2 separate regions of the Mus musculus genome follow, and region 2 is linked to region 1. A link is a loop called in an ENCODE intact Hi-C map of the cell type or tissue named here. Cell type or tissue: heart. All regions are shown on one strand. Links, peaks and the distances in the headings refer to the core of each region. The heading gives the core; the rest is flanking DNA.

The links. Hi-C counts contacts between places; a loop is a spot of excess contacts. Peaks named below come from ENCODE experiments on the same cell type or tissue, not always from the same donor. Only the 100,000 strongest peaks of a DNase experiment are listed, where the experiment ranks them.
Region 2: a loop joins it to region 1, with 5 times the contacts of the local background. A loop is called at or near these places in 4 of 42 quality-filtered maps.

The regions. Positions count from the first base shown.
Region 1 is chr8:104,567,534-104,577,465 of GRCm38, reverse strand. It overlaps the pseudogene Gm6825. Among named protein-coding and RNA genes, the nearest start is that of Pdp2, 19 kb to the left of the region's middle. In heart, for the core only: CTCF peaks have their summits at 6,218 (motif pointing right), 6,895 and 7,639 (motif pointing left); DNase peaks (open chromatin) are centred at 6,345 and 7,765; H3K4me3 peaks cover 969 bases; H3K27ac peaks cover 367 bases.
Region 2 is chr8:104,142,386-104,152,317 of GRCm38, reverse strand. It overlaps Cdh5 (cadherin 5), which reads right to left. Exons shown (of 12, transcript NM_009868.4): 12 at 7,816-9,837. The coding sequence ends at 9,320. Among named protein-coding and RNA genes, the nearest start is that of Bean1, 23 kb to the left of the region's middle. In heart, for the core only: CTCF peaks have their summits at 5,830 (motif pointing left) and 7,525 (motif pointing right); DNase peaks (open chromatin) are centred at 5,817 and 6,137.

The sequences.
Region 1 (9,932 bases), core at 1,368-9,367:
CAGTCCTTAACATCTAACTCTCTGAATTCCATGGATTTCTGTTTCACAATGTTTAACTATTTTATATACACTGGCTGTAGCATACAATAAAGCAGCATACCAAAAAAAAAAAAAAAAAAAAAAAACTGGCTTCTCTCAGCTTCTCATTGAATTGCTTGGAATATGCCTCTTAGATCTGACTTCAGTGTGCTCCATAAGTTCTGTTCGGCTGTGTATTCATTTTCATTCAATTCTAGAAAGTCTTTCATTTCTGTCTTGATCCATTTTTCATTCGGTAGTGAGTTGCTCGGTTCCCATGCATTTGTAAGCCTTCTGTTGTTAAGACCCAGCTTTACCAGGACAGCCAGGGCTATACAGAGAAACCCTGTCTCAAAAAACCAAAAAAAAAAAAAAAAAAAAAAAAAAAAAAAAAAAAAAAAAGACCCAGCTTTACTCCATGGTGGTCTGAGAGGGATGTGGGGTGTTTCCATTTTCTTATATCTGTTGAGGCTTGCTTTGTGTCTAACTATGTGGTCAGTTTTGGAGAAAATTCTGTGAGGCGCTGAGAAGATAAGTTATTTTGTGTTTCTGTGAAATGTTCTGTATCTGTTTGGTTCACTTGGATTATTAGATCTGTTAGCTCCAGCATTTCTCTGTCTAGTTTTTGTCTGGATGACCTGTCTATTGTTGAGAATTGAATATTGAAGTCTCCCATTCCTAGTATGTGAAGGTCAATATGCAATTTCAGCTGTAGTAGTGGGGTTTTTTAAATTTGTTTTTGTTGTTGTTGTTGTTTAATGAAACTGTGTGCCTTTGTGTTTGGGGCAATGTCCTTTTGGTGGATTTTTCTTTTGATGAACATATAGTGTTCTTCTCTATCTCTTGATTTGTTTTGCTTTGAAGTCTATTTTGTCAGATATTAAAATGGCTACACCAGCTTGCTTCTTAGGTCCATTTGTTTGGAATATCCTTTTCCATCCTTTTACCCTGAAGTGAGTCTATCCTTGATGTTGAGGTATATCTCTTGGATGCAGAAGAAGAATAGATCCTGTTTTTTTTACATCAATTCGGTTAGTCTATGCCTTTTTGTTGGGGAATTGAGACCTTTGTTGTTGAGAGATATCAACATAATGAGTCGAAGGCCAGTTCAAGATGCTGCTTCAAAAACAAATCAACAAGACGTAGCACAGTCAACTCAGTAGGGACATGCGTCTCTTGGATAATTCCAGCAAAGTACTCTGTTTCCTTATCTATGCAGTCACAATTTACTTGTCAGGAAAACAATATTTGAAGTCACTCTTGTACTAGGAGGGCCTGAGATAGTAGCAGTTTGTTTCTGCTAAAATAGCAGCATCGGGGAGAGACATGAGACTTGGCAAAAGCCCTGGGTGTCTTTATTCTTTGACAATTAGCGGAGGAATTTAGCTTTGCAGTGGCATCCTTGCTACCCAGCCCCCTTAGGCTTTCTGTTTTGCTAGCTCATCCGAACACTGTAAAGCTGTTTCTGCACTAGAGGGTTGCAGTGTACTTCGGTTGCTTTATTCCTGAGAACTTTTAGCACGTACCTAATTCTGTAGTTTTATAATTATGTTTTTAACCATTCCTAGAATTTATTTTTTTTTAATTTAGGGGCTGTAGTTTTTTTAGGGTTCTGCAGTTAAGAGCACTGGCTAGTCTTCCAGAGGACCCCAATTCCTAGCACCTACAGGGCAGCTGATCACTGTCTGCAATGCTGGTGTCAGGAGATCTGACTCCTTCTGCAAGCTCTAGGCATGCACATGATACATGCACATACATGCAAGCAAAATACTCATACACATAAACTACTAATAAGATATCATTTTTATTTATTTTGTTTTCTGAGTATGGATATTTTGATTGCACACATATACCTGTGCACCACATGCAGACCTGGTGTCATGGGTCACCTGGAACTGGAGTTACAGACAGATATGAGCTGCCATGTGGGTGCTGGGAATTAAACCTGGGTCCTTTAGAGAAGCAGCCAGTGCTCTTAACTGCTGAGCCATTTCTCCAGCCCAATAATGCATATTTTTTAAATAAAATAAAAATTATAGGGCTAGCCAGGCAGTGGTGGTGCGCGCCTTTAATCCCAGCACTTGGGAGGCAGAGGCAGGTGGATTTCTGAGTTTGAGGCCAGCCTGGTCTACAGAATGAGTTCCAGGACAGCCGGGGCTATACAGAGAAACCCTGTCTCAAAAAACAAAACAAAACCAAAACCAAACAAAAAAAATTATAGGGCTGAAGAGATGACTCAGTGGTTAAGAGCACTGACTGCTCTACCAGAGGTCCTGAGTTCAATTCCCAGCAACCACGTGGTGACCCACAACCATCTGTAATGGGATCTGATGCCCTCTTCTGGTGTGTCTGAAGACAGCTACAGTGTACTCACATACATAAAATAAACAAATAAATCTTTAAAACTATCTATTTATTTCTTTGGTGTTTATGTGTGCCTGCATGCGTCATGGGGTGAGTATAAATGTCAGAGAACAGCTTTTCAGGAGTCTGTCCTTGCCTTCCACCATCCTGAGGCAGATGTGCTGTGCTGTGTGGTTCGGGATGGTTCTCTGACTCTGCCTTCCATCATTCTTTTTGTTGTTGTTGTTTTGGTTTTGTTTTTGTTTTTTCGAGACAGGGTTTTGCTATATAGCCCTGGCTGTCCTGGAACTCACTCTGTAGACCAGGCTGGTCTCGAACTCAGAAATCTGCCTGCCTCTGCCTCCCAAGTGCTGGAATTAAAGGCGTGTACCACCACTGCCTGGCCCATCATTCTTTAGGAGGTCCCTGTACCACAACTGGCTTTTTGGTTTTGCTTGTTTGTTTGTTTGTTTGTTTGTTTGTTTGTTTGTTTGTTTGTTTTTGTGAGCCCTGGGGATCAGCTGTGCATATTCTGGTTTTGAAACACTTTTACCCTGAGTCACCTGCCTGTCCCCTCTCACTTAGAACGCTGAGCAGAAAGAGCAAGGTGTGTCATGAAGATCTCTACCTGATGTTAAACCTGCAGCCTGGAGGGAGAGTCTGAGGGGACCTGAGAAGGAGCAAGAAGTGGTGTCTGTAAACTGCAAGGAGGATTTTGAGGAGAGGTGGAGCTGGAACAAAGACAGAGGCCAGCATGGCGGGGGTGGGGGGGTGGGGGTGGGGATCACTGAAAACTTTTTTTCATCAGACCTAGCAGAAGGCTGGATGGAGCAATGGAGATCCCCCTGCAGTTGACTCTTTGGTGTGATTTCAATAGAGGATGGGGGATGGGTAACTGTAGGTTTTTATTCATACTATGGGACCACTTTTGTATTCCATCATATAGAAAGGAGCCTACATGTACACATGGAAAATAAGCTGAATGCATAGACACTGCCAGTGGCTTGCTTGTTCTGCGTTAACTCTGTAGCCCAGATGGCCCCAGAGAAATACGGGTTGTTCACTAGAGACTAGCTAAAGAGCTCACTTGTCTCAAGACTGAAGGAAGAGTACAGGAATAACAACGAGAGACATGGACGTCACAGGTCTCAGAAATGTGACTGACCACCTAACCAGAGGGGCAAGGCTGTGGCCTGACTGCCTTTGTGTCCCCTGCCTAGAAAGCACATGCTGGCTGAAGGTAAGAGGAGTGGTGGGTCTTTAGGGTGCTAACCCACTGCTTTCTCTGACCACTGACTCTGAAGAAAGCGCAATTTAAAGATTCCGTTCTCATCGCGGCTTGTTGGCATTTGTGTTGCCAGGCAGCGGGAGCTCCAGGATTCTGGTTAACATGCATCCTCCCTCATCTTTAAACAAAATGTATTTTCATATATTTTATGCCTATGGGTTTTGCCTGCATGTATATCTGTGCACCACTTACATGCCCGATGCCCTCAGAGGCCAGAAGAGGACATTGGATCTCTGGAACTGGAGATACTGATCATTGTGAGCCACCACGTGGGTGCTAGGAATTGAACCCCAGTCCTCTGCAAGAGCAACCAGATGTCTTGACTGCTGGGTCTCCTCTCTATAGCGCTCCTCCTCATCTTTATCTCTCTCCAACAGCTGATTGGCTATTCCTGTTCTACCAGTTAAAGATGGTGGCTGGAAAAACTCAGTTGCCACAGACTTAGATTCACGCCTAGAGGATGCATCTAACCTAGAGGATAAATTTAGAGGAGTAGGTTAGTGGCTTGTGGTAAATAACATAACTTTTGTTCAATGCCCCGTCCTGTTTATATAGAGGCTTGGGATGAGTAAGTTAAATGCAGTCTCAGAGAGTCACTTGGGAGTCTGCAGTCTCTCTTTCCTGGTATTGTCTGCTCAATTGAGACAGACCATTTTCCTGGAGAGGATGTTTCAGCCCAACACTTCCTTTCTGGGGCTCACTGAGAATAGTTTGAGCACAGCCACCTGTACCCTCCCAAGAATTCTGTTTTTACAACCAAGGCACTCATACTGTCAACCTCACTAAGTAGCTCAGGTTGTCCTTGAACTTGCTGGATTGCCCAAGCTAACTCTGAGCTCATGATTCTCCCTGCCTCAGCTTTCTTTCTGTGTGCCCAGACTACCCAGAGGCAACGCCATAACCAGTGGGAAGCGTTTTCTGCCTAGGAAACCAACTGTAGTAGTTTGAATGAGAATGGCAGTTATGGGCTGAATATTTGATCCCCAGTTAATGGAATTGTTTGGCAAAGATTAGATGTAGCCTCACTGGAGTAGATGTAACCTTGGAGGAAGTTTGTCAGTAGGGATGAGTGTTGAAGCTTCGAAATCCCATTTCAGATCTAATCTCTCCCTCCCCACTCCCCTCCCCACTCCCCTCCCCCTCCCCCTCCCCTCCTCCTCCTCCTCCTCCTCCTCCTCCTCCTCCTCCTCCTCTTCTTCTTCTTCTTCTTCTTCTTCTTCTTCTTCTTCTTTCTTCTTCTTCTTCTTCTTCTTCTTCTTCTTCTTCTTCTTCTTCTTCCTTCTTCTTCTTCTTCTTCTTCTTCTTCTTCTTCTTCTTCTTCTTCTTCTTCCTTCTTCTTCTTCTTCTTCTTCTTCTTCTTCTTCTTCTTCTTCTTCCTTCTTCTTCTTCTTCTTCTTCTTCTTCTTCTTCTTCTTCTTCTTCTTCCTTCTTCTTCTTCTTCTTCTTCTTCTTCTTCTTCTTCTTCTCCTTCTTCTTCTCTCTCTCTCTCTCTCTCTCTCTCTCTCTCTCTCTCTCTCTCTCTCTCTCTCCTCTGCCTGCTGCCTGTGGATCAGGAGGTAAAGCCCTCAGCTACTGCTCCAGTACCCTGCCTGTCTTTGTGCCATCCATGGTGATCATGGGGATTAAGTCTCTGAAAAATGTAAGCAAGTCCCCAATTAAATAATTTCATTTATGAGAGTTGCTTTGGCCGTGGTGTCTCTTCACAGCAACTAAAACACCAACCAAGTTGCTATTTGGTCTTCTGGGGGGAAGCCAGGGTATAGGTTAGGGTGAGGGGATAAGAGAAACAAGGGCTTACCCCTTTTCGTATGCCTCCAGAAGACCAATGCCCTCTTCTGTAACTCTGCAGTACATGTGCATGACTGCCCCCCCCGACACATACATGCACATGGGTTTTTTTAATATTTATTTATTTATTATATGTAAGTACACTGTAACTGTCTTCAGACACTCCAGAAGATGGCATCAGATCTCACTACGGATGGCTGTTAGCCACCATGTGGTTGCTGGGATTTGAACTCAGGACCTTTGGAAGAGCAGTCGGTGTTCTTAACCGCTGAGCCATCTCACCAGCCCCCACATGTTTTTTTAAAATGTAAAAACTTTTACCTACTTTTATGTATATGAGTGTTTGCCCACATGTATGTATTTGTACCACATGTGTGCCTGGTGCCCTCAGAGGTCAGAAGAGAGCATCAGATTCCCCCCAGAACTAGAGTTACAAATGGTTGTAAGCAACCACAAAGGTGCTGAGGATTGTCTCCAAGTCCCCTCCAAGAGCAGTAAGTGCTCTTATCTGCCAAGACATCTCTCCAGTCCTATTAAAAAAAGAAAAGAAAAGAAAAAAACTAATACTCTAAAACTAAAAAAAACTAATTGGCAGTGACATAGTTGGATGGATTTTGCACTCCGAGTTGCAAATGACTCGTATCCTTTCTTGAAAATGAGTTTGGAGACGAGTGAAAGAACGGCCTTGGGAATTTGGCGTGGGTAGAGGAAGCAGGAGAGGCCCTTCTGAGTAGTTGAAGTATGGGTTCTGGCGGCACTTTCACTTGCAATATCTATAAGCAGAGGCTGCCAGAAGGGGGCGCCTCAAGCTCGCTCATCGAAAGGAAAACCTTCAGTGGCTCCTAGGTCATCAAGCAACGACCCCAATCCGTTTGTGCTATTTAACGAAACAGTAACTCTCCAGGAAATTGCGAGTGCCAGAGTTCCCTCTCTGCTTCTCCTAGGGAAGCCCTGGCTAGAGCAAGCCCGTAGGCAGCTCCAGGCATTGCGAGGGACCAGCTGGCAGCCTGGGATGTGCATGAGGATGGGGACGTGCAGGGTATCAACGTCCCAGCCTCCTCTGGCTGGAGTAACCCGGCCTTGGCCTGAGCAGTTGCACCCTGCATCTTGATGTAGGTAGAGCGTGGGGCTGGAATTGGCCAAGACAGAACGTGAAATAGAAAAGGCTGATTGTGACCAAGAAGAAAGGACGCGTTGATAATGGTCTGTGCTTTCCCCCTCCCTCCCTCATTGTGCTAGCCTGTTTATCTGTTAAGAAACGTTTAATGGGGCAGGAAGTTAACAATGCTTAGTTCTGGAGAATGAAACTGTAGGAACTTACACACTCTTTACGGTTTCATTTCGTTGACTACCTTGCCGTGGGGAGATACGGTGGAACACTGACTACTTCCCTAAGCTTGCACCGAGGAAATGGCTCAGGAGGGGGCTGAGAGCGCCCCCTGGCCCTGGGGATGGGGACTCTGTCTCTGTCTGATTCTGTCTCTGAGTTCCTCTTTGTGTGTGTGTGTCCGTCTGTCTATCTTTGTCTGTCTCTCTGTCTTTCTGTCTATCTCTGTCTGTCTCTCTGTCTCTCATACATATCCTTCCCTTCCCCTTCCTCCCTCCATTCATCCATCCCTCCTTCCTTCCCTCCCTCCCCTTCTTCTTCTTCTTCTTCTTCTTCTTCTTCTTCTTCTTCTTCTTCTTCTTCTTCTTCTTCTTCTTCTTCTCCTTCTCCTCCTCCTCCTCCTCCTCCTCGTCCTCGTCCTCGTCCTCCTCCTCCTCCTCCTCGTCCTCCTCCTTCTCCTCCTCCTCCTTCTCCTCCTACCCCTTCTTCTTCTTGTTTGGTTTTTTGAGACAGGGTTTCTCTATATAGCCCTGGCTGTCCTGGAACTCATTCTGTAGACCAGGCTGGCCTCGAACTCAGAAATCCACCTGCCTCTGCCTCCCAAGTGCTGGGATTAAAGGCATGGGCCACCATGCCCTCCTCCTCCTCCTCCTCCTCCTTCTTCTTCTTCTTCTTCTTCTCTCTCTCTCTCTCTCTCTCTCTCTCTCTCCCCCCCATCTCTCTCCCCCCGTCTCTCTCTCTCTCTCTCTCTCTCTCTCTCTAGAGGTCAGAAGATTTGCAGTTTTCTCCTTTCACCACCTAAGTGGAACTCAATTCCTCAGGCTTATAGGTAAAAGCCTTTACTATCTGAGCCCTCTAGTGGCTGGGTGCAGCTGTTGTCCTCTGGGAAATCAGGGAAGACTCTTTCCTGTAAGACTTTGGAAGAGATCTAAATTTAGAAAGGAAGAACATTTCCTACAGAGCAAACAGCAGGGGCAGAGGTCCTGACCTGGGACACCTTGGATTCTATGGTCATTCCTGCCTGCTCTGTCTCCAAGCGGGGGGGCCAGGACTGGATAAGATTTAAGAGCACAACTCCTCTGTGCTTCCTCTGAGTTCTGCTCTTGTTGGACTTGATACCACAAAATGCTCTAAGATAAAGAGCCATGGCCCACTCCTTGGAAGGAGCGGCAGTTGGATGGATTTCTGCTTACTATTCCCAGTTACACAATGGCCTGGTTCAGGCTCTGGGGAATCCTGCAGCAAACGAATTCCATCCCACCTCACAGAAGTCTGAATGTTTCATAGAGGAATACCTTCTTAGTGGTGAAGCCTCTGACATCTATGAGCTCATGCACTTTATGTTTGGTAAGGTGCCTGTTGTGATTTTAGTTACTGTTATTAATGTGTCTCACTGTCCAGGCTGACCTTGGCCTGGCTATGTAGTCCAGGCTGGCCCCCAGCTCATGATCCTCCTGCCTCCATCCCCTAAGTATATAGGTTATAGGCCAGTGTCATTGGGTCTGGAGTGATGATTGCTTATGATAGCCAGTTTGATTGGATTAACAAAAGCCTAGGAGATGGGTGGAATGCACCTATGAGTGTGCTCATAATGTTTTTTTCCAGCAACAATTAGAGTGTGGTGACCAAATGAATGAATCAAGCCCTTAATGGCTTTGTTCTGGGGACAGCATACAATGAGGAACTGCCTGCAGCAGACTGGGATGGAGACATCTCAGTAACCCGCAGCAGCTCTTTGTAAAAAAAAAAAAAAAACAGTTGTTGTGGGAAGCCACATGTGCCGTTGCAGGGTGGCGCTGGCTACTGCTGGCCACCACGCATACATAGGCAGTAAAGTTTTTTTACCAAGATGAGGTTTTGAGAATTAACCAATCAGATGAGAGACAAGTTAACCAATCAGATGAAAGACAAGTTAACCAATCAGATGAGAGAGAAGTTAACCAATCAGATGTAGGCATGCAAATGAGGTGGCAAGCATAACCCAAGCACAACCAATCCGGGTGTGAGACACGCCTCTCCTAGGCCTATATAAGCAGCACCAGTTCTGGGCTTGGGGTCTCTTCGCCTCTGCAATCAAGCTCTCCCAATAAACGTGTGCAGAAGGATCCTGTTGCAGCGTCGTTCTTGCTGGCCAGTCGGGCGCATGCAAGAAGTTGTTCCCATTTCTCCTAACCTTAGCCCTGGACAACAGCTGTATAGATTTCATTTGTGCGTGACTACTTTTTGGTTGGCCTTGGTGTGCATATTATTCTATTAATTCTGACTTTCTTATTACTTTCTCCTTCTGCTCTGGTGAATTCTGTGAAACTAGATGTTCCCTGATGTAACGATTTTCAAACAATTAAGAATTGAGACATGGGGCACAGCACAGCACAGTCCTAATGGCCCAGGTGCATGCTGCGTGTTCTCATCTTGGAAACAGTGTAATAACTGTACAGTGGTCGTTCCAGATTAATGCTTGACTTGCAAAGAAAGTTTGAAGAAATTATTAGAAAATGAAATAGAGCCAACATTGGAACCCCAAGAAAGGAAAAACTATTGAAGTTATGAAATAAGTTTTACTGGTGGCGCACACCTTTAATCCCAGCACTTGGGAGGCAGAGGCAGGCAGATTTCTGAGTTCGAGGCCAGCCTGGTCTACAGAGTGAGTTCCAGGACAGCCAGGGCTACACAGAGAAACCCTGTCTCAAAAAATCAAAAAAAGAAAAAAGAAATAAGTTTTACACAAATTTGAGAATGGTTCCTGGATAACCAAGTATAGAATATGTAAAATCTTATAGTAGTAAAACTAAGTCAAAACACTGGGACTCTTAGGAGAATCACTGTGTGCAATATGCAGAAGCAGAAAGCTACTGGAGTTAAGGGTTATCTTGATTCCTTCTGGCCACTGCCTAGCAGCTTTGCCCATGTCATTTATCATTAGAGCTTCACAGGAAAATGCAAGTAGCTGGCCTTGGGGCTCTGGGCTCTGAAATACAATAAGTTAAAAGTTAAAGTTTAAATAATGGTAAGTTTGCAGTTATTATTTCTTTGGCTTTAAGCCTGGGAATAGGGAAGCTTGAACTTTTGGGGAACAATTGTAATTCTTAGTTCTTTGTGGAACATGGTTATTCTTTTGAATTTGATTTGGCAATGATTGTACAATGTCTTTTTTTTTAACCTGCTTTT
Region 2 (9,932 bases), core at 850-8,849, 420 kb after region 1:
TAGGCCTTGTTTAAATTGCTTATTTAATCTTGATTTAACTGTTTCAAGAAAATTATCCATTTATTTTAGATTTTCCAATTTGGTGGAGAACAGGGTTTTCAAATATGTTCTTATGATTCTCTGGATTTCCTGCATATCTATCGTTATGTTCCCCCCTTTTCTTCCTATTTTTTTTTAATTTGGATACTATCTCTCTGCCTTTTAGTTAATATGGATAAGGACTTGTCAGTCTGGCTGATATTTTTCAGAGAACCAACTCTTTGTTTCATTGCTTCTTTGTATTGTTTTTGTCTCTATTTTATTGATTTTCAGCCTTGAGTGTGAATGTTTCTTGCCATCTATTCCTTTTGGGTATGAGTTCCCTCCCTTTTGTTCTAGAGTTTTCAGGTGTGCTGTTAAGTTGCTAGTATGAGATCTCTCCATTTTTTTTAAATGTAAGCACTTAGTGCTATGAGTGTTCTTCCTAGAACTGCCTTCATTGTGCCCCATAAGCTTCAGTATATTGCTTATTTATTTTCATTCAATACTAGAAAATCTTTTTTTTCAGCAAAAATTTCTTTTTTTTTTTCTATCTTGACTCAGTTTTCATCCAGTAGAGTTGTTCAGTTTCCACGAGTTTGTAAACTTTCTGTTGTTTTTATTGTTGTTGACATCCAGCTTTAATCTGTGGTGGTCAGACAGGATTCAGGGTATTATATTGATTTTCTTGTTATCGGTTGAGACTTGCTTTGTGTCTGAGTATATGGTCAGTTTTGGAGAAAGTTCTCTGAGGTGCTGTGTGGTTGTATTCTTTTGTGTTTGGGTAAAATATTCTGTAAATATCTGTTAGGCCCATCAGTTAGATACAACATTTCTCTGTTTAGTTTTAGTCTTGATTACTTGTCTATTAGCAAGGGTAGGGCATTGAAGTCTTCCACTATCAATGTGTGAGAATCAATATATGATTTAAGCTGTAGTAGTGTTTCTTTTAAAAAGTGTTCCTTTTGTTTGGGACATAGATGCTAAGAATTGAAATGTTCTCTTGGTGGGTTTTTCTCTGGATGAGTTTGTTGTGTCCTTCTCTGTCTCTTCTGACTAGTTTTGGTTTAAAGTTTATTTGTCAGATATTAGCTTATTTATAAGATGAATGGCTACCGCAGCTTGTTTCTTAGGTCCATTTTCTTGGAATATCTTTTTATAACTCTTTACACAGTGGTATTTATCATTGATATTAAGGTATGTTTCTTGGATGCAGTAGAAGGATGGATCCTCTTTTTCTAATCATTTTGTTTGCCTGTGTCTTTTATTGGGGGAAGTGAGACCTTTGATGTTGAGAGATATCAATGACCAATGATTGTTGATTCCTGTTATTTCACAGCTGTTGTTGTTGTTGTTGTTGTTGTTGGTGGTGGTGGTGGTGGTGGTGGTGGTGGTGGTAGTGTGTGTGTGTGTGTGTGTGTGTGTGTGTGTGTGTATTTCCCTCCAATCCTCTTTTTTGACTTTGCTGGCCTGGGATTATTTTTTCCCTGTGTTTTCTCAGATGTAGTAAACCTCTTTAGGTTGGAGTTTACCTTTTAGCACCTTCTATAGAGATGGATTTATAGATAGATATAACTTAAATTTAGTTGTATTATTGAATGTTTTGTTTTCTTCATCTATGGTGATTCAAAGTCTGGACTGGCATCTGCGGTCTCTCAGGGTCTGCAGCACAGAAGTCAGGTGTAATTCTAATAGGTCTGTCTCTCTATGTTACTGGGTGTTTCCCTCCTTACAGCTTATATGGAGGTATCCCTTGTATTCCTAGTCTCTCCCGATTTCTATCATGAAAGGGGATTGGATTTTTGAAAGGCTTTTTTTTGTGTGTGTCTAATGAGTTGATCGTGTGATTTTTGTCATTCACCCGGCCTATATGGTGGTTTATATGCTTATAAATGTTTATATGGTGATTAAATTTATAGATTTTCATGTTAAGCCATCCTGGATGAAGCCTACTTCATCCTAGTGGATGATCTTTTTTTGGTGTGTTCTTGGATTCAGCTTGCAAGTATCTGATTGAGATTTTTGCATCAGTGTTCAAATGGGGGAATTTGTTTATAATTTTCTTTCTTTGTTGAATATTTATGTGGTTTAGGCATCAGGGTAATTGCGGCCTTGTTAAAAAGTATTAGACAATGTTTCTTCTATTTCTATTTTGTGCAATAATTTGGGTGTATTGGTGTTAACTCTTCTGTGAAGACCTAATAGAATTCTGTGCTGAAGCCATGGGCCTGGGATGTTTTTGGTTGGGAGACGTTTAATTACTGTTTCTATTTCACTAGGGGCTATGGATCTCTTTATATTTTTAACTGGCTTTTGAAACTGTAAACAAACCCCAATTAAATGCTTTCTTTTATAAAGAGTTGCCTTGGTCATAGTGTTTCTTCATAGCAATAGAACAGTGACTAAGGTAGTGACATTGGTACCAGGGACTGGACTATTTGCTGTGACAGACCTGCTCCCAAAGTTTGTTGGAGGAATATGGGAGACTTTGAGACTACAAAAACAGTTGGACATTCTAAGCAGGGCTTAATGGGCCATTGAAGTAGGCACTTGGAAGGCAGTGAAGAGGGAGATTAAAATGTGGGGACTCAGCTTACAAGTTAAAACCTCAGAGGTGTTGCAGAATATTTGATCACACTGTGAACCCCAGGATTGTGTTATTTACTAGTTGTGGTGTGGCTCACCCTTAAAACACACCTTTAATCTCTCTGGCTGGAATATGGACATGCCCTTAGTATACACCTTTCATCCCAAAATTAGTTCGTAGAAGGAAGCACCCATGTTTGAAAATGATGTCTAATTGAACGGCAGACAGATCAGAGTGACAGATCAGAGAAAGGTTTGTCAGAACAGAATATGTCCAAATTTCATGAGAAGAGAGAGGAAAAAAAGCTACTTAAGAGAGAGCACCACAGAGGGGTGTTGCGGGGGGGGGGGGGGGAGAGAGGAAGAAGGAGGCAGTTTTATCCAGAGATTTTAACAGAGCTGGGTTGAAGAGCTAGACACACATGAAGACAGACAATGAGAAGGAACCAGATTAGAACATATTGTCAGAGTTAGTTTAAGGCCAAGCAGAGCAATTCAGGAGAGGGAAGGAAAGAGAGATGGAGGGAAAGAGAGATGGAGGGAAGGAGAGAGGGAGAGAGAGAGAGAGAGAGAGAGAGAGAGAGAGAGAGAGAGAGAGAGAAATTGAATCAGTTAGTGCAGAAAGGCGTTTGATCCAGAACAGCTGAGTTGAGCCAGTTACAGCTCAGAAGAACTAGAAATGGTGAGCTTATTCAGTATTAGTCTCAGAGGCTGAAAATGTTCTGGGCCTAGATAAGATTGTATGGAGGCTAGAAGCTTCCAGGACTAGGCCTAGGTTAGCAGATTGAGGTAGTAAGCCTCGGAGATGACAATTACATCAAGTGAATAAAAGTTATTACTACACAGAGGTAAACCTTATCAGCCTGGAAGACACAGAGTGGAGAATCTCAGGTGCTAAAGACAAGGCAGAAGAAATGGATGCCTTGGTCAGAGAAAATGTTAAACTAAAAAAGGAAGAGAGAAAGAAAGAAAGAAGGGAGGGAGGGAGGGAGGGAGGGAGGGAGGGAGGGAGGAAGGAAGGAAGGAAGGAAGGAAGGGGAAAGAGAAAGAGAAAGAGAAAGAAAAAGAAAAAGAAAAAGAAAAAAAGAGAAAAAAAAATCAGTCACAAGACAGCTAAGAAGTCAGGGCCATCATGAAAAGTCCGAATTTATGACTAACAGGTGTCTTATTTACAGACAAAGAACCTGGTGTAGAGAGATTGGACTCTGCTGCTGTGTGAGACTTGGAGCTGCTGACTTCTGACATGTCCAGATCTCTCAGCTCACCTGGCCTGGGGCCCAGGCATTTCCCAGACACAGGCTCTTGGAGCTAAAATGAGGAAATTCCTGTCAAACTAGGAAGTTTGTCACCTCACACACCTCACACACTGCATGCACTGCACACACTGCACACACTGCACACACCACACACCTCCCACAGCACACACAGCACACACACCACACACACCTCATATACCACACATACCACATACACCTCACACATCTCACACATACCACATATATCTCACACACCTCACACACCACTCACACACCTCACACACCGCACACACACACACCTCACATACCTCACACACCACACACACTACACACACCTCACACCTCACACAACACACATACCACACACACACCTCACACACACCACACACACCTCACACACCACAATAACACACACTTCACACACACCACACACATCTCACACACATCTCACACACACCACACACACCTCACACACCTCACACAGCACAATACCACACACCTCGCACACACCACATACACACCTTACACATTTCACACACACCACACACACCACACACACCTCACACACCTCACACACCTGTTTGGCCCAGAGAACGGACTGTGCCTCTCTAGCTACAGATGACTTGACCTGTGGCAGGCTGTACCCCAGGTGCGTTCCGGAGCTACATACCCATAGGCTACACTATTCAGAGGGATGGGAATTTTCTTTGTGAAGTCTCAGATCCTGTGTAGAGCCTCATTCAAAAACAAACCCCCTTGCTCTGCATAGCTTCCAATCTAACCTAATGTCACACGCAGAAAAATTGCTTTAAAATAGTCTTTCAATGTTTAAAAACAATGGAGAAAAACTGAGCCATTCACCATTTTGCAGCTACTTTACAAATGAACACGAGAAACATTTCTCTGGGTCTAAGAATGTATGTCAATAATAGAAAACTTGGGAATGACTCAGAATTTCATACCCTGGGGGTGGGTGTTTACCAGGAAAACACAGGGACCAGAGTGTAGTGTGTTTAACTTGGAGTTTGATTTAAGCTCACCTCATGCGTGGGTTGTGACCTCTGGGCCGTTTGTTTTGTTAAAGACTTAATTATTTTATCTTATGTGCACGAATGTTTGTCTCTCATGTATGAATTACAACATGTGTGTGTCCGTGTCCGATGCCCACGGAGAGAAGACGGCAGGTCTCCCGGAACTGGAGTTACAGTGGTGAGCTGACCTGTGGTGCTGGGAACCAGACCCAGGTTTTTTACAAGAGCAACAACTATTTTTAACTGCAGAGCCATTTCTCCAGCTTTTGCTCTAAGGATCTGGCAGTCTACACAACCAAGCTCTTAGTGTTGGGCATTGACTGTGATTCTAGTTTTGCTGTGTAAGCGGCGCTGCACTTAACATGAAGGTACGGAGATACACCCAGTGCTTCCCTCTTGGGCTGACTCTCAGGAAGAGTTTCTGGATGGCTTGGGACTTTGCTTGTGAGAGTCAAAGGCTTCATGCGTCACCTACAGGACAGCAAGACCGTAAGGAATTTTGATCTGAGAGGCCATAGAACCGGGGCATGTAAACACTTACTGGTTCTGGCCCCAGTGGAACACCCCAGACTCATTTGGAGTGTGTGTGTGTGTTGGGTGATGGGGCACACTGACCTATGTTATTCTAGGGTGGGAGAGAGGTGACAGGATAGAGAAGGGTTATGGCGTGCCTGTGATACTCAAACTCAAGGACATTGGGGTGCTGGAAGCTGCAGGAACTCTAGCTCTAGGCAGCGTGTGGGAGTGGGTCCCTGCCTTTCCAAACAAGAACCTATGGAGGTTGTTCTGCTAGGCCCGGAGTTCATTCTTTTAAATACAACTGTCTCTGCCAAAGCAAAGAATTCCCAGGGCCTGCCATCTATCTGCTTTAGGGTGCCAGAAAGTGGGATAGTGGTTAGGACCGAGCATTTGTAAATGCAGCGCGCCCCCTAGTGGGAGTTTTCTGATTTCCCAATGGCCGGAGTGTGGAGGTGCTGCTAGGTAGGAAAGAAGTCTCTTGCCCACACATATCTTTCTGGGAACCCGGAACCAGGCTCTAGCCCCAACTGTGCCCCTTAATTGTATGGCTCTGACCCCGTTGCACCGTGCTCTAGGTTTTACCTTGATCTTCTGTGAAGTGAAGGTCACGGGGTCATCGTGATTTGGTCCTGGAGAGTAGCAGGCCGGAGATCTTCCTCCTCTGTTCTGAGCCTGGGAGCCCAGGGCCGCTGGAGTAGGCAGTCAGATTCCAGAAAGCATTGGGTTTTTACCCTACTGTGGCGTTCAGTAAAAGCTCCGGGCCTCAAAGTGGGCCCACAGCCTTCATGAGGGACACCTGTGACTCAGGGTGACTAGGACCCAAGCAGAGGTGGCCTGAATGGCTAAAGACGTCAGACCCTAGTGAAGAGTCAGGACTTCATCTAGAGGGCACTGGGGAGCTCTCAGAGGATTTGAGGCAGAGTACTCCTTGGAAAAGATGGTAGGGAAAGATCTTATGGAAGACAGATTTAGAGCAGAGGTCTCATCCAGACAGTTAGGAACACTGGGCTGGAGGAGGTGACATCCACAGAAATAGCAAAATGTAGACTATTTCCCCTACTGGCAACTCTGGAAATAAATGCCAACTTCACCTTCATTAGGGTCCCCCAACAACTGGGGCAGGGGCTGTCCCTGAGCCTGTTGCCTGCTTGCCTACCTGCCTGCCTGCCTGCCTGTCTGCCCCGTGGATCCTAGGCCCCTAAATGGACCACCGTGTCTGGCCTCTGTGGAAGAGGATCCACCTAATCCCACAACGACTTGATGTGCTGGGGTTGGGGGTTAGGGATGGTGTGTTAGTGGGGAGCAACACCCAGAGGCTTCCCCTTCTCAAAAGAAAAGGGGAAGGTAGAATGGGGGTACTGGGAAGAGAAGTGAGCTGATATTGGGTTGTAAAGTGAATAAATAAATTTTAAAAAAAGCCAACCTCACAATTACCAGGGGTTTATCTAGTTAAGTAAAATAGATTAAAAGGGCAAATTTCACTAGGGATGATGAACGTTGTGGCATTGTAACTTGGTCATAGTTCTATCTCCTGTTTTCTGCATCTTGGAGCCCTGCTTCCAAGAGCATCACCGTTGGGGAGAATGGCAGCAACCATGGAAAGAGTACCCCAGAAGCTGTGAGTCTCCACAACCTGTTCCCAGGGGACTTGCTGAGCTCTCTGGTGGGTTATACAGACAACTTCTCTTGCAAGGCCTTGTTCATTTAACTTGATTCAGAGAAACTCGAGCTAGGGAAGAGCTGACCAAACCTTCAGAAAGGGCAAATGGAGGAGAAAGCTTTTCTGTGGAGGGATTTAAAAACTGCAAGCATATTTTTTGGCATTGAGATGCCGCCGTGTGTGCAGGGCTGGCTGTGTGCCTATTTGTCCAGGAAAAGAGCTGCTTCTTTGCTCATTACAAAAGGCAGCTGCCCTTCCCAAACAGCAGCCCCGACTGCTGCGTATACTGAAAATATGGGGGTAAGGCATAGAGCATTGTGGGGGTGGGGAGGCTGAGTGCATAGAAGGCTGAATTGGATCTCTCCCATTTTCTGTCACTAGTAGTTTTCTTTGTGAAAGAATAGACCTTTCGGTTATGTGTGCACAAGCACACTTGAGTGGAGGTGCTCTCCAAGGCCAGAAGAGGGCATCGGATGCCTTGGAGATGGAGTTCCAGGTAAGCTGTCTAATGTGGATCCTGGGAAGTGACCTTGGGTCTTCTGTAAGAGCGGTATACACGCTTAACCAACGAGCCATCTGTCTAGCCCCATAGCCTACTTTCGTGGTGACTCACAATTTCCTTTGCCCTCTGAGTTCCTCTGGTGAGGGTGGTAGCAGTTGTATACGTGTATGCATGTCTCTGTGTGCATTTGCGTGCATACATGTGTGTGTGTTTCATATGAGCTCTTTCAGCTCTAGAAAAGGAAGAATTTCAAGATGTCTTTATTTAGATATAAAAAAAGGTACAGTACATCTCATGCACCAGGGTGACTAATAGATAGTCATTATCCTTACAGCAATGACTACAGAAAGGAAATAAAAACTTACAGGAATTGTTCCTCTAACTAAGAAACCCGAATTAAAAAAAAATTGTTAACCTAAATAGCAAACTGCTTATCACACAGCAAACCTTATTCTATGTCTGTGAGAACTAGAGTCTTATAATAAGTATCATTAGTAAAAAAAAAAAAATAAGAGAAACTAATTATTGATTAGACAAATGTCAGAGCTATCGATAGTCCCCTGCAGAAAGGCCTTGTTGGGGGAGGATTCCACAAGGAGGGTGAGTTGAAGGCACATTTCCGCCTCGCTTGGGCCTCTTTGTGTCTGTATGCCCCTTCCTCCAGCTGTCACTCAGTGGAAAGTTACTCAACTCTCTCCAAGGGAGAGATGCAGAGAGGCCACACTGCCCCTGGAAAGGGCAGGGGTCTTGCATTCTGCAAGGTGTGCCCTGGGGGTGAGGTTCATTCCCTGAGATGTGGCAACTAGGCAAAAGGCGAGTGGCGTGGTGGCTCTGTGGTGCAGTTACGGTTCAGCCAGGCTTGCAGAGGCTGTGTCTTGGGCGCCCCCAAGAGATATAAGTGGACAGCAAGAGAAAAGGAAGAGTGAGTGACCAGGCGAGGCGGCTGCCTCCTGCAGGCAACCAGAGCAGGGCTGAGTAGCAGAGGGTCCTCTTAGCTCTTCTGGGATCTTTCTGGTGAGTGGGTTAGAGGCTATCCTTGCTCTATGACCTGTCACCTATGACCTGTCACCTATGGTCTCCACAGTCCTCCCTGGGTGAATTCACAGTTGCTTCAAATTCGACAAGCCATTTTCCTGAAGTTGACGGAATGAGTCATTGCTCATCAAAGCAGTGCATGGGGCTCAGGCCTGCCGGATCACCTCAGGACCCAAGGTCAGGAGCTGCGGACAGTCTCCTTCCTCCCTGGACAGGCCTGGGTAGGGGCTGGGCACTGGGTAGGTGTGAGGGAGGCTCAGCAGTGCTGGGTCTCCTGAGGGCAGGCATGATGGATGAGTTACAGCCTCCCTTTAGATTGGACTTGATCCTTACCAGGGGCTCAGGGACCCTTGGGGAAGACTAAAAGTTCAGCATAGTCAGTTTGCTTGGTAGCGTTGAAGGGACTGGAGGTCTCGAATAGATCAGGAGTGTGTATGTGTGTATATGAGGAGGGAGGGGTGCGGGGTGGGGGTGGGGGTGGGAGGAGCCCAGACAGAATACTACTCTCACTCTTCCAGTTTTTGGAGTGGCCATCAATAAGATATGTCTCTGTTCCTGGATATTTAAGGGGCCTGGAATTTGCTACCTTGGGGATGGAAGGGGCGCTGGGTTGAAGAGTCTGGTGTCACTCCTTGGAAATCAGGGAAGACAGTGTCCGGTGTCTGATCCAGGTTGCAATGAGGTTGGGTCCCCAGGCCCAAAGACCAGAACCCTAGATGATGAGTTCCTCCTGGGGATCTGAGCCGTACAGCTCAGCCAGCATCTTGAACCTGGGTCCCCAGTCGTTGAGGAAGTCATAATCGATGTCAGAGTCGGAGGAATTGGTGCTCAGGGAACTGAGGGACTCTGCGATGGACTCTGCGCCCTCGTAGCCGTAGATGTGCAGTGTGTCGTATGGGGGGCCACCGCCGTCATTGTCTGCCTCTTCTTTCTTCACGTCGATCATGGTGGCCATCTCCCTGGGCCCTCCGTGCAGTCCAGGCGCCAGGCGCGGCGGCTTCTGCACCTGCGTGTACACTGCCGGCCGGGCGTCCATCGTGGAGCGCAGGGGCTTAGTGGAGCCACCGCGCACAGAATTAAGCACTGACACATCATAGCTGGTGGTGTCCATCTCACCACCGCCCTCCTCATCGTAAGTGACCAACTGCTCGTGAATCTCCAGCGCACTCTTGCTATGAGCATGCGCCTGCTTCCGGATCCGCCTCCGCAGGATGATCAGCAAGGTAATCACTGCAAGTCAGAGCAACAGATGTGGGTCAGACAGGTTCATGGGACCAGCCCAGACTCCCAGGGCCACTACTATAATTGGGCGAACTGATTTGATT